Linked DNA regions of Homo sapiens: region 1 is linked to region 2. A link is an interaction called in ENCODE POLR2A ChIA-PET data of the cell type or tissue named here. Cell type or tissue: Panc1. All regions are shown on one strand. Each heading gives the region's core, and the rest is flanking DNA. Links, peaks and the distances in the headings are about the cores only.

Region 1 (5,368 bases), core at 123-5,122, 1.7 Mb after region 2:
ACCTACATCCTGACCTTGGCAGCAGATTTTCACGTCTTCTATTTGCCTGGCACCCCCCAGAGAAGCAAGATCACCACCCTGTGTTCTAGGACCAAAACAGGATAACTGCACAGAAGGCTAGATTTTTTCCATAGGGGCATGTTACAGCAGGAGGGATTGCATCTGTTTTCAGTGCAACAGTAAAACCTGGAACCCTTCAAGTGCTCACACTACCCCAATTCCTGTGCCCATCTCGAGAAGGTAAATCCTTCCCTCAAGCCTTAAGTGCCCCCAGGACAGCTTCATCTCTAGGGGGCATCAGTAGGTATGATGTTATCACCTTCCTTCTCTCCTCACCCTAACTGGATTTTCAAGACATGAAAACATTTGCTTTGGGAACACGGGTGTGCTGGGTGGCTGGCAAGAAGTGGAGGGAAGGTTGCAAGAAGGAAATGGAAAGAAGAGGGAGGAAAAACACACATGACAACTCTGTGCCCACGGCTCCCTTTCATTTGCATCCTGCTTGGAAATAAATGAACCCCCAAACACCAGTGAACTTTCTACTCTCACTCTCTTTAATTGAAACCCAGTACGGGAAATAGTAATGGATATTGTGCTCAAATTGAGAAAACGTGTCTGGGGCTACGAGGGGAGAGTTAGTTCAGCAGATTTGGAGGAGCTGATCTTTCTTTGGCCTGTCAACCTTCCTGACAGTGTGGTCATTTAATTTGCTATGCCCTCTTGCTTACAGATCTTCCTGTGCCCTCTGCCACATATGCTCCCCCAGGGCGAAACCCCACTCTGCCCCACAACCCTGCCACCTAACAACACTACCAATGATAAGGGAAAGAATGAAACAGTAGCAAACCACAGAAGTAAATTCTCCCATTTGAATGTCACCCTCCGTCTGCATGAGAGGACTGTTAAATTTCTCCTCCACCCTCTTAAAGTATTCTGTCACTTAGTCCCTCTACCCTACAAGTAAAATTTTGATACAAACCTCTGAGAGGCCACTTATACCCTTACCTGTCTCGACTGAAAATCTAGAAAGAGGATGTTGAAGAAAGAAAGGTGCTGGGTGGTCAAAAGTGCCTGGGGCAAAAGTCAGCTCTGGCCTGTGTCTTGGTGGTTCTGGGTCAGATAAAATGAGAGAAAAAATTCCTGGCCCCTTCCTTGTGAATTCATTTCTGCTGGCCTAATAATGCCCATTGCATTATCTTTTTTTTTAAAGTAATTAGGTAAAACACACACACACACACACACACACAAAGAGAAGGTTGAAGATATAGATTGACTTGAAATTAGGAAACCACAATTGGTTCCCTTTCCTGAGAGAGGAAAAAACCTTCACAGATGTAGAAAAAGCACTCTCCCCAGACACACACACATCCTTCAATCTTACCTCTCTCATTTCCCTTCTAACTTATCTAAATCACTGGCTGTGTACAAATTTGCCATTTTGCAGGGTGATCAGCTTTGAGGAAAGGTAGGTGCTAATAAGAATAATATGGAGGGCAAAATGTTTTCATTTTGCCTCTGCCAAAAACATATTTACATTAAGGAGGTATGATGAGCATGGATTAAGTGCATAGCGAATGATGCTCTAGAAACGGCATAAACCAACTGGCAACAAACTGAGCCTCTGTACTAAAAATATTGCTTCTCCAAGCTAGACAACTTTCAGTCTTCTCTCTCTGAAACATGCTACAGACGCTTGCACCAAATTGCCCAGATCAATAATTTAGAGGAATGTCAGAGGATAGGGGAAATGTGTGTTACAGGAAAGCTCCGTGCTGCTGGGGCAAGTAGGAAGCTGGGAGCTGGGGGCTATAGAGCTCCCCACCCTAGGTTCCTAGGTTAACTTGCAGCTCCTCACCCTAGGTTCCTGCTCTGGAAAAGATGGGGAGGTGGCCTTAGAGCTTAGGGAGCAAAGATGGGGTTCAACTCTGGAGAAAGGGGTGGCTTTGGAAATGCCAAGAGGAGAAGGTAAAACTGCCACTCTAGGCAAATGCACACAATGTTTTTCTATCTCTCAAGATACTTTATCTTTCTAGTCAAGGAAGAGAGGGGAAGGTGTTTGCTTCAGCCCCAGGAAGAGGGATCTCCAGGCTGTCATGGTTGCTGGGAAAGATGAGGGAGGGAAAGGGGGCAGAGTACGGAGGCACCAGGTCAGAAAGACAGGAGAGAATTCAGACAGGACCAAAACAGCCAGAAAAAATAGGATAAAGAAGGTAGAAAAAAAAAAAAAACAAAACAAAACATGAGAAGTTAAAGCCTGGGAAATAGATACAAGACAAGAAAGAGAAATAGAAACCAAGAACAAGATTGATGAAAGGAGGAGAAGAGAAAGTAGAAGGAAAAAGAATAAGAAAGATTCCAGACACGCATTCAAATAATCCTAAATGGGGATGAGCAGAAAGACAAGGAGACCAAAAGAAAAGGGGGGGGGGGGGTGGTGGGGAGGAGAAAGAAAGGAATGGAAAAAGAAACAAAAGGTGAATGTCCTGCCCTGTCTGTCTGGTCCAACCAAGAAGCTAGTGTCTGCCCTGGAGGGAGGAAAGGTGGGGGAGTCCAGCCTGTCTCCAAGGGACTGACAGGCAGCTTCTGGACCAGAGAGGAACTAAGCTCTCAAAGCAAGCTTTGGGGAGGAGGAAGGGATGGGGGTGCATGGTGAGTGGAGACTCCTGGAGGAAGAGCAAGCCTCCACTGGGTTCAGCACTGCCAGGGGGAGAGTCAGGGTTCAGGGTAGCATAGCAGTGCTAATGTATGTACCCCAGAGGGGTAGGGGGTGCTAGGGCAATTTGCAGGAGGACCACAAACAGTAAACTAGAGAGCTACTTCCCTGGGATCCGTGATAAGAAAATCACTTCCTCAGGTGGGAGAATTGAGCCCGAAAGAGAATGGGAGCCCTTGGGGGGCAGGCACCTGGTCAGTTTCAAAGCTCGTCAATATCAAAAGAGGCTGGGATCCTGAGATCAAATGGGCTGGGGCACTGGGCAGAAACGAGGAGCCATTGCCAAACTGCCAGGATGACCAGAACGCCCCTCCCCCAGGAAAAGTTCATATATGAACCCACCCCTGTATGAAACTTCTTAATTAGGTCTCATACCCCCGGTGAATCTTGGATGCCCTTCTGTCAACAGAATTCCCAATTTAGTGACACCTCGGACTGAAAAGAGCTCTGCGGCAAACGGGGGTGAAAGTTTAAGAGGGAATAAGCATATAATACTCCCTTGCCAGACCTCACACATGCTGAAGGGAATATTTACAGCAAACTGGCCAAAGCAAACGACCCCGCCTACCCACCATCCTTTTACCCTCCTCCCCGCCCTTTTTGTAAACTCCAGATAAACACCATTTGATCACAAAAGGGTCGGTTTGTCCCCTTTATAGTTTGAGGCAGGCAGTGCGGCAGGGAAAAGTGGCGTGGGCTAAGCTTCCGTCTCGGGCAAGGCCAGCTTCTTTGCTGGCACCGTGGCCTGGGCTAAGGACAGTTGATTTGGTTTTGTTTCCCCCGACCCCCACCCCGACCCCACCCCCACAAAGGAACATTATTTTCAGGGTCCTCCCCCCACCCAGCTTTAACACTCGCCTACTTGCACCCGCACTACTTTAAATGCTGCGGGCATTGCAGATAGAGAGGTTTTTCAGTTAATTTACTTTTTTAATTCTAGAGCTACAATTAAGTGAAAACTCTTTTTGCGAAAAGGTGGAGGAATATTTCAGAGACGCCAGAAATTATCTGGGTCTTTTCTGACCCGGAATCTGCCCTCTTTCTCCCTTCTCCTCCCCTTAAGTCACCCTTTTCTGGGACTCTGTTGAAGGGCAGGCTCTTTCAACGTCTCTAGTCTGTCTTTTGTTGAGTGTGAGACCGAAGGAAAGAGGATCGAGGGGTCTGCAGAGAGAAAAAGACCGCAGATAGCCGGCAGCTGGCGCCTAATGCCGGGGTCCGGGGAGCGCTGGCCTCGTGGGTTCTCCTGGAGGCCAGGCCCAGCACAAGCCTTCGGAACACGCTGGCCAATGTTTAACCCGAATGCAGTGGCCACCAGGCCGCTTTTGTTTGTTCGCAAATTAATCACCCAGCGCATGGCCGGCGCCAGAGTGGGTTTATCACCCACCGGGAGGGGGGCGCGCCGGGCACGCAGAGACAAAGAGGAGTTCGCACCTTCCCGCTTTTGATCCCAGAATTACGGCGGCCTCCCTGCCTAATACGAGCCTCCTGGGGCCGAGTCTGGGAGGTCAGTCATAATTGGCGGAAGTTTGCAGACCATTAGCAAGATGTCGACATTTTCGATTCGAACCCCGCAAACTTTCCTCTCGTTCTCTGCTTCGCGCGCTGGAGGTTGGTGTGGGAGAGGAGATGGGGGTCAGAAGTAGCGATCTGGGGTGATCACAGGGTTAAGTTAGAGCTATGGGCAAAAAATAGGCAATTGAGGGAGGAGGACAGTGTGAGGGGCAGAACTCCCTCTCAGTCCACCCGCGGAGCCAAAAACAAATCTAGACATTTTTAAGTAAAATCCGCAAGCTCCCCTCCCATTTCCAAAGCTGACAGCTGGCCAGAATGCAGAGGAATGTCTCTCTGCTGTGCGTGGGACGCTTGGGGGCACCGAGTGGGTGAGGAGGAGGTCGGTCACAGTGTGGTTGTAGAACTACTTTGCTTCCACCCCAAGTAGTGGGGCAGAGATTGGCCTGCGAGGGCAGGCAGGCAAAACCAGATCGCTGGGATTTGGGGCCGCTCTTGAAAGAGCAGCGAAGGGGCCCCAGGCCCCGGAGGCGAGCAGTCTGGGGGAGGGGGTGCACTTTTTTTTTCTATTTCTTTCTTTTCTTTTCTTTTTCTTTTTTTTGGGGCGGGGGTCCCCAGAGACTCATGAAACCCTGCAGTGACTTCCGTGTTCTGTGTAAGGCGGGAAATGGCCTGGCCTTTCGCACCCTTCAGGTGGGGAGGAGGGGATGCGGGAGGGGGTGTTATGAGCCAACACTCTGGGGCACCACCACCTCGTAATTTTCCCTCTCTCTCCTTTCTCTATTTTAACCACTGGCAGAGACAGAGAGGACGCCAGAGAAAGACAGACTGAAAGGGAAAGAAAGGGGCGAGATGGCGAGCCAGACGGAGTTCGCAGAACCACACTATTCTCTCTGGTGACTTCAGGGAATTCTCAACGCTGGCGCCAAGCTCTCTTAACCATGTGCGTCAAAAATGCGAGGCTGGAGAAGCCTGTCGCCTCAAAAGATCCTCCCCTATCTCAGCGTGGTTGGCCCACAAGAGCACTTCATTTTCACCCTTCCCTTGGTGCCACGTTGGGGTTTCGGGGTTGCTGGGGGTTGCGCGGGTGCACAAGGCAAAATGCGAGAGAGGCCTGTGCTGGCCTACAGAGACACACACATCCAA
Region 2 (5,368 bases), core at 188-5,187:
TCACACATGCACATACACAGACATGTGCACACAATACTCACACACTCTCCCAGACACGCTCAGACACACACACACAATCACATACATGCACTCACACATACACGACACTCGTTCACACATGCACACATACTCACAGACATGTGCACACACACTTACTCTCCCAGACACACTCAGACACAATCACACACACCCCCCTCATTCACGCATACACACAGACATGCACATACAACACACACACTCTCCCAGACACGCTCATACAGGCACACGTAATCGCATATGCACTCACACACACATATTCACATGCCCCATTCAGACACATGTTCACAGAGGTTCACACACATTGTCACAGAGACACATTCGCACGTGTTCACACACATTCACACACTCACACACAAGTCTCACAGGCACACACAGCACTCACGCACACAGACATGCACACTCTCACACATTCACACAAAGACACTCATTCACACATTATTTAGTCTCACACAGACACGTGTGCATGCACAATACTCACATACATTCATACACACACAATCCTCAAATGTACACACAACACACATTTACAGACACCCACTCACACATGGACACACACGCACACACACTCATTCACACGTGGACGCATGCACGTGCTCACACACACTCATTCACACGTGGACGCATGCACGCACACACACACTCACTGAACCTTCCCTGTTCATCCGAATTTCTCTCTGTCAATTTCTCTCAGGCACCGTTTCCCTTGACGTCTCCTTGGTGTCTTTTTCTGCTCATCAGCCCTTTTCTCCAGACCTGGGGCCACTCAGCCAAGCTGCAGAAATCCTTGATGTGCTTCCAGTCTCACAGAGACCCAGCAAATGCTCTTCAGTTTTTTGTTTGTTTGTTTCGAGACAGAGTTTCTCTCCTGTCAACCAGGCTGGAGTACAGTGGTGTGCTCTCAGCTCACTACAGCCTCCGCCTCTGGGTTCAAGCGATCCTCCTGCCACAGCCTTCCGAGTAGCTGGGATTACAGGTGCACACCACCACGCCCGGCTAAGTTTTGTATTTTTAGTAGAGAGATGGGGTTTCGCCATGTTGGCCAGGCTAGTCTTGAACGTCTGACCTCAAGTGATCCACCCACCTCAGCCTCCCAAAGTGCTGGGATTACAGGCGTGAGCCACCGTGCCCAGCTGCTCCTTAGTTTTGTTTCTTTTTTTTCTTTTTTTTTGAGATGGAGTCTCTCTCTGTCCCCCAGGCTGGAGTGCAGTGGCGCGATCTCGGCTGACTGCAAGCTCTGCCTCCCGGGTTCACACCATTCTCCTGCCTCAGCCTCCCGAGTAGCTGGGACTACAGGCGCCCGCCACCACGCCCGGCTAATTTTTTGTATTTTTAGTAGAGACGGGGTTTCACCGTGTTCGCCAGGATGATCTCGATCTCCTGACCTTGAGATCCGCCCGCCTCGGCCTCCCAGAGTGCTGGGATTACAGGCATGAGCCACCGCGCCCGGCCAGTTTTGTTTCTTGTTTTTTGCCTTGCTCCTCAGTATTGATGGAAATTTGCTTCTAGTAAATTTGCTACCCACCCTGCCATTAAAAAACCAGGGAAGAAAGCTTCCACGTGCTGCAAGCTTCCTCATCCTCCCAACTCCCCTGAGAGATAACATTAGCTTTCCTCATCTCAGGTGAGGAAACCGAGGCATAGAAAAGTGCAGTGACACTGGCTGGGTGCAGTGGCTCACGCCTGTAATCCCAGCACTTTGGGAGGCCAAGGCAGGCAGATCATGAGGTCAGTAGTTTGAGACCAGCCTGGCCAATATGGTGAAACCCCATCTCTACTAAAAATACAAAAATTAGCCGGGCATGGTGGCACGTGCCTGTAGTCTCAGCTACTTGGGAGGCTGAGACAGGAGAATTGCTTGAACCCAGGAGGTGGAGGTTCCAGTGAGCCAAGATCGCGCCATTGTGCTCCAGCCTGGGAGATGAGTGCAGTGACTCATCTCAGATTAATTAACTTAAAAAATATTTATTGGCTGGGCACGGTGGCTCATGCCTGTAATCCCAGCACTTTGGGAGGCCAAGGCGGGTGGATCACCCGAGGTCGTGAGTTCGAGACCAGCCTGAACAATATGGAGAAACCCCCTCTCTACTAAAAATACAAAATTAGCCGGGCGTGGTGGCACATGCCTGTAATCCCAGCTACTCGGGAGGCTGAGGCAGGAGAATCGTTTGAATCCGAGAGGCGGAGTTTGTGGGGATCCGAGATTGCGCCATTGCACTCCAGCCTGGGCAACAAGAGCGAAACTCCGTCTCAAAAAAAAAAAAAAATTATTGAGCCCCTACGATGGGCCAAGCACTGTTCTGGCAGTGAGGGATGCGACATTCAACAAGACAAGGACCAGCCCTGGGGTGAACAGTCACAAAGCTACTAAGAAGTTTTCCCAACTCCCGAGTCCTCAATTTTCTGTGTCCCCACAGGGCCAGTCTTTGTGGGTCCTAGGCACTCCTGCCTTTGTGGGCCCTTTCAAGCATAATTGTATTTTATGCTGCCTTAATATAAAGAGAAATATAATCCAGGCAGAATTAAAAATTAAGACATTTTATTCAATCCTGAAAGTTAGGGACTTTTCCCTTCTGATTTTAAGAGAAATGGAAACCGCACTGGGCCGGGCACAGTGGCTCACGCCTGTAATCCCAGCACTTTGGGAGGCCAAGACCAGTGGATCACTTGAGGTCAGTAGTTCAAGACCAGCCTGGCCAACATGGCGAAACCCCGTCTCTACTAAAAATCCAAAAATTAGCCAGGCCTGGTGGTGCATGCCTATAATCCCAGCTACTCGAGAGTCTGAGGCAGAAGAATCACTTGAACCCGTGAGGCAGAGGTTGCAGTGAGCCAAGATCGCACTACTGCACTCCAGTCTGGGTAACAGAGCAAGACTCTGTCTCAAAAAAAAAGAGAGAGAGAAATGAAGACATTTTCATGGGCCCTAGGCATTGTGTCTGCTGTACCTCATGGGTCCGTGGCCCCTATGTTCCTAAACGCTAGGGTGGATTACCTCCCTTTGAAAAGTGAGCCCTGGGTCTATCCACAACTGCAGGACAACCCGAATAACCATCAATGGATGAAGTATTGATGCATCCTACAGTGTGGATGAACCCCAAAACAGGCCGGCCGGGTGCGGTGGCTCACGGCCTGTAATCCCAGCACTTTGGGAGGCTGAGGCAGGAGGATCGCTTCAGGTCAGAAGTTCAAGACCAGCCTGGCCAACATGGCGAAACCCCATGTCTGCTAAAAATACAAAAGGTAGCTGGGCAGGGTGACAGATCCCTGTAATCCCAACTACTCGGGAGGCTGAGGTATGGGAATCACTTGAGCTTGGGAGGTAGAGGTTGCAGTGAGCCAAGATCAAGGATTGAGCCACTGCACTCCAGTCTGGGTGATGGAGTGATACTCTGCCAAAAAAAAAAAAAAAAAAAAAAAAAAAATTAGCTAAGTGGAAGAAGCCAGGCGCAAAAGGCCAGATAGTCTGTAATTCCATTTATATGAACTGTCCAGAATGAGTACATCCAGGGAGACAGAAAGCAGATTCATGGTTGCCATGGGCTGGGAAGGAGGGAATGGGAAGTGCTTGCTAACAGGTATGGGGTTTCCATTTGAGTCGATAAAAAGTTTTGGGGCCAGGCACAGTGTCTCATGCCTATATCTCCAGCACTTTGGGAGGCTGAGGCGGGTGGATCGCTTGAGCTCAGGAGTGCAAGACCAGCCTGGCCAACATAGCAAAACACTGTCTCTACAAAAAATACAAAAATAAAATAAAATTAGCCAGGCATAGTGGCGTGCACTTATGTTCCCAGCTACTTGAGGGGCGTGAGGTGGGAGAATCACTTGAGCCTGGGGAGACTGAGGCTTCAGTGAGCCAAGATTGTGCCGCTGCACTCCAGCCTGGGAGACAGAGTGAGACCCTATCTCAAAAAAAAAAAAAAAAAAAAAAAAAGAGTTTTGGAGCCTAGATAGAGCTGATGGTTGTACAATATTGTGGATATACTTAATGCCATTGAATTGTATGCTTTAAAATAGTTATTGTTAGGCCAGGCACAGTGGCTCATGCCTGTAATCCCAGCACTTTGGGAGGCCAAGGCAGGCAGATCGTCTGAGGTCAGGAGTTCGAGACCACCCTGGCCAACATGGTGAAACCCTGTCTCTAACAAAAATACAAAAATTAGCCGGGCATGGTGGTGGGCGCCTGTAATCCCAGCTACTCAGAAAGCTGAGGCAGGAGAATCGCTTGAACCCAGGAGGCAGAAGTTGTAGTGAGCCAAGATTGCACCACTGCACTCCAGCCTGGGCAACAGAGAGAGACTCCATCTCAAAACAACAACAACAACAACAACAAAACAGTTAATGTTATGTGAATTTCATCCTCATTTAAACAAAACGAAACAAAACAATACCAGTAAGCCCCGGGCTTCCCCTTCCAGCTTACCCTGGAGACCCTGGAGATGAGTGTCCCCCTGCACCCGCAAGCCCCAGGTTTCTGTTTCTGTTCCCATTTCCTTCCTCTGGAGCCCTCTTCCTTCTCTCCTCCCGCATCTGGTCTGTTTCTTCTCTCGTCCTGTTACTGGCATGATAGAAAGCCCCTTAATCCAGGAATCCTTGCTGCACTTCCCACGTGCCTCAGGCCATAGACCAGACACTGCACACTGGTGACCCTGGGGCCAAGTCTCATCCACTGACATATTTTCCTTGGCCCATACAGTGTTCTCAAGAATTTCCAAGAGTTGCCAACATTTCAAAACAGAAAGATTTCACACAGAACACACACACACACACACACACACACACACACGACTTCCAGCTTCTCTGGGGAAATTCAGAGGCGCCAATCACTCTGGGCCCTCATTCCCTCGTGGCTGTAGGAACCAGGCTGCTGCGACCCATTAGAGAAACCCCTGTCTCCAGTTTGCCACAGTCCTCACCACTCCTTAGAACCTTAGACAGCATCTGTTTTTCCTGCCTGGCCCCTATGGCTTTGGAGTTTGTCACAACAGCTGTAGACAAATGACTGAGCCTCTTCAGGCCTCATCATCAAAATCTAGGGGATGGATTAGGTGATCTTTAAGGGTTTTTTCAGCTGAGAGTCTGTGATAGCTGCAAACTCGGCTTTATTTATTTATTTATTTATTTAGAGCCAGGTTCTTGCTCTGTTACCCAGGCTGGAATGCAGTGGCATGATCATAGCTTACTGCAACCTCAAATTCCCGGATTCCAGAGATCCTCCTGCCTCAGCCTCCTGAGTAGCTGGGACTACAGGCAAAAAGCCAGTGTATCTGGCAAACTTCTTAAATTTTTTGTACAGTCTTGATTTGGTGCCCAGGCTGCTCTGAAACTCCTG

Evidence for each region. Peaks named below come from ENCODE experiments on the same cell type or tissue, not always from the same donor. Only the 100,000 strongest peaks of a DNase experiment are listed, where the experiment ranks them.
Region 1: POLR2A ChIA-PET joins it to region 2 with 14 read pairs; 2 of 35 experiments call an interaction of 5 or more read pairs at or near these places.

The regions. Positions count from the first base shown.
Region 1 is chr12:114,685,872-114,691,239 of GRCh38, reverse strand. All of the region lies in intron 1 of TBX3-AS1 (TBX3 antisense RNA 1), which reads right to left. Among named protein-coding and RNA genes, the nearest start is that of TBX3, 4.4 kb to the right of the region's middle. RefSeq lists enhancers at 3,540-4,390, 3,745-4,651, 4,391-5,243. In Panc1, for the core only: no CTCF peak of the experiment used is centred there; no DNase peak of the experiment used is centred there; H3K27me3 peaks cover 223 bases.
Region 2 is chr12:116,410,303-116,415,670 of GRCh38, reverse strand. No RefSeq gene overlaps it. Among named protein-coding and RNA genes, the nearest start is that of MIR4472-2, 15 kb to the left of the region's middle. In Panc1, for the core only: no CTCF peak of the experiment used is centred there; no DNase peak of the experiment used is centred there; H3K27ac peaks cover 3,335 bases.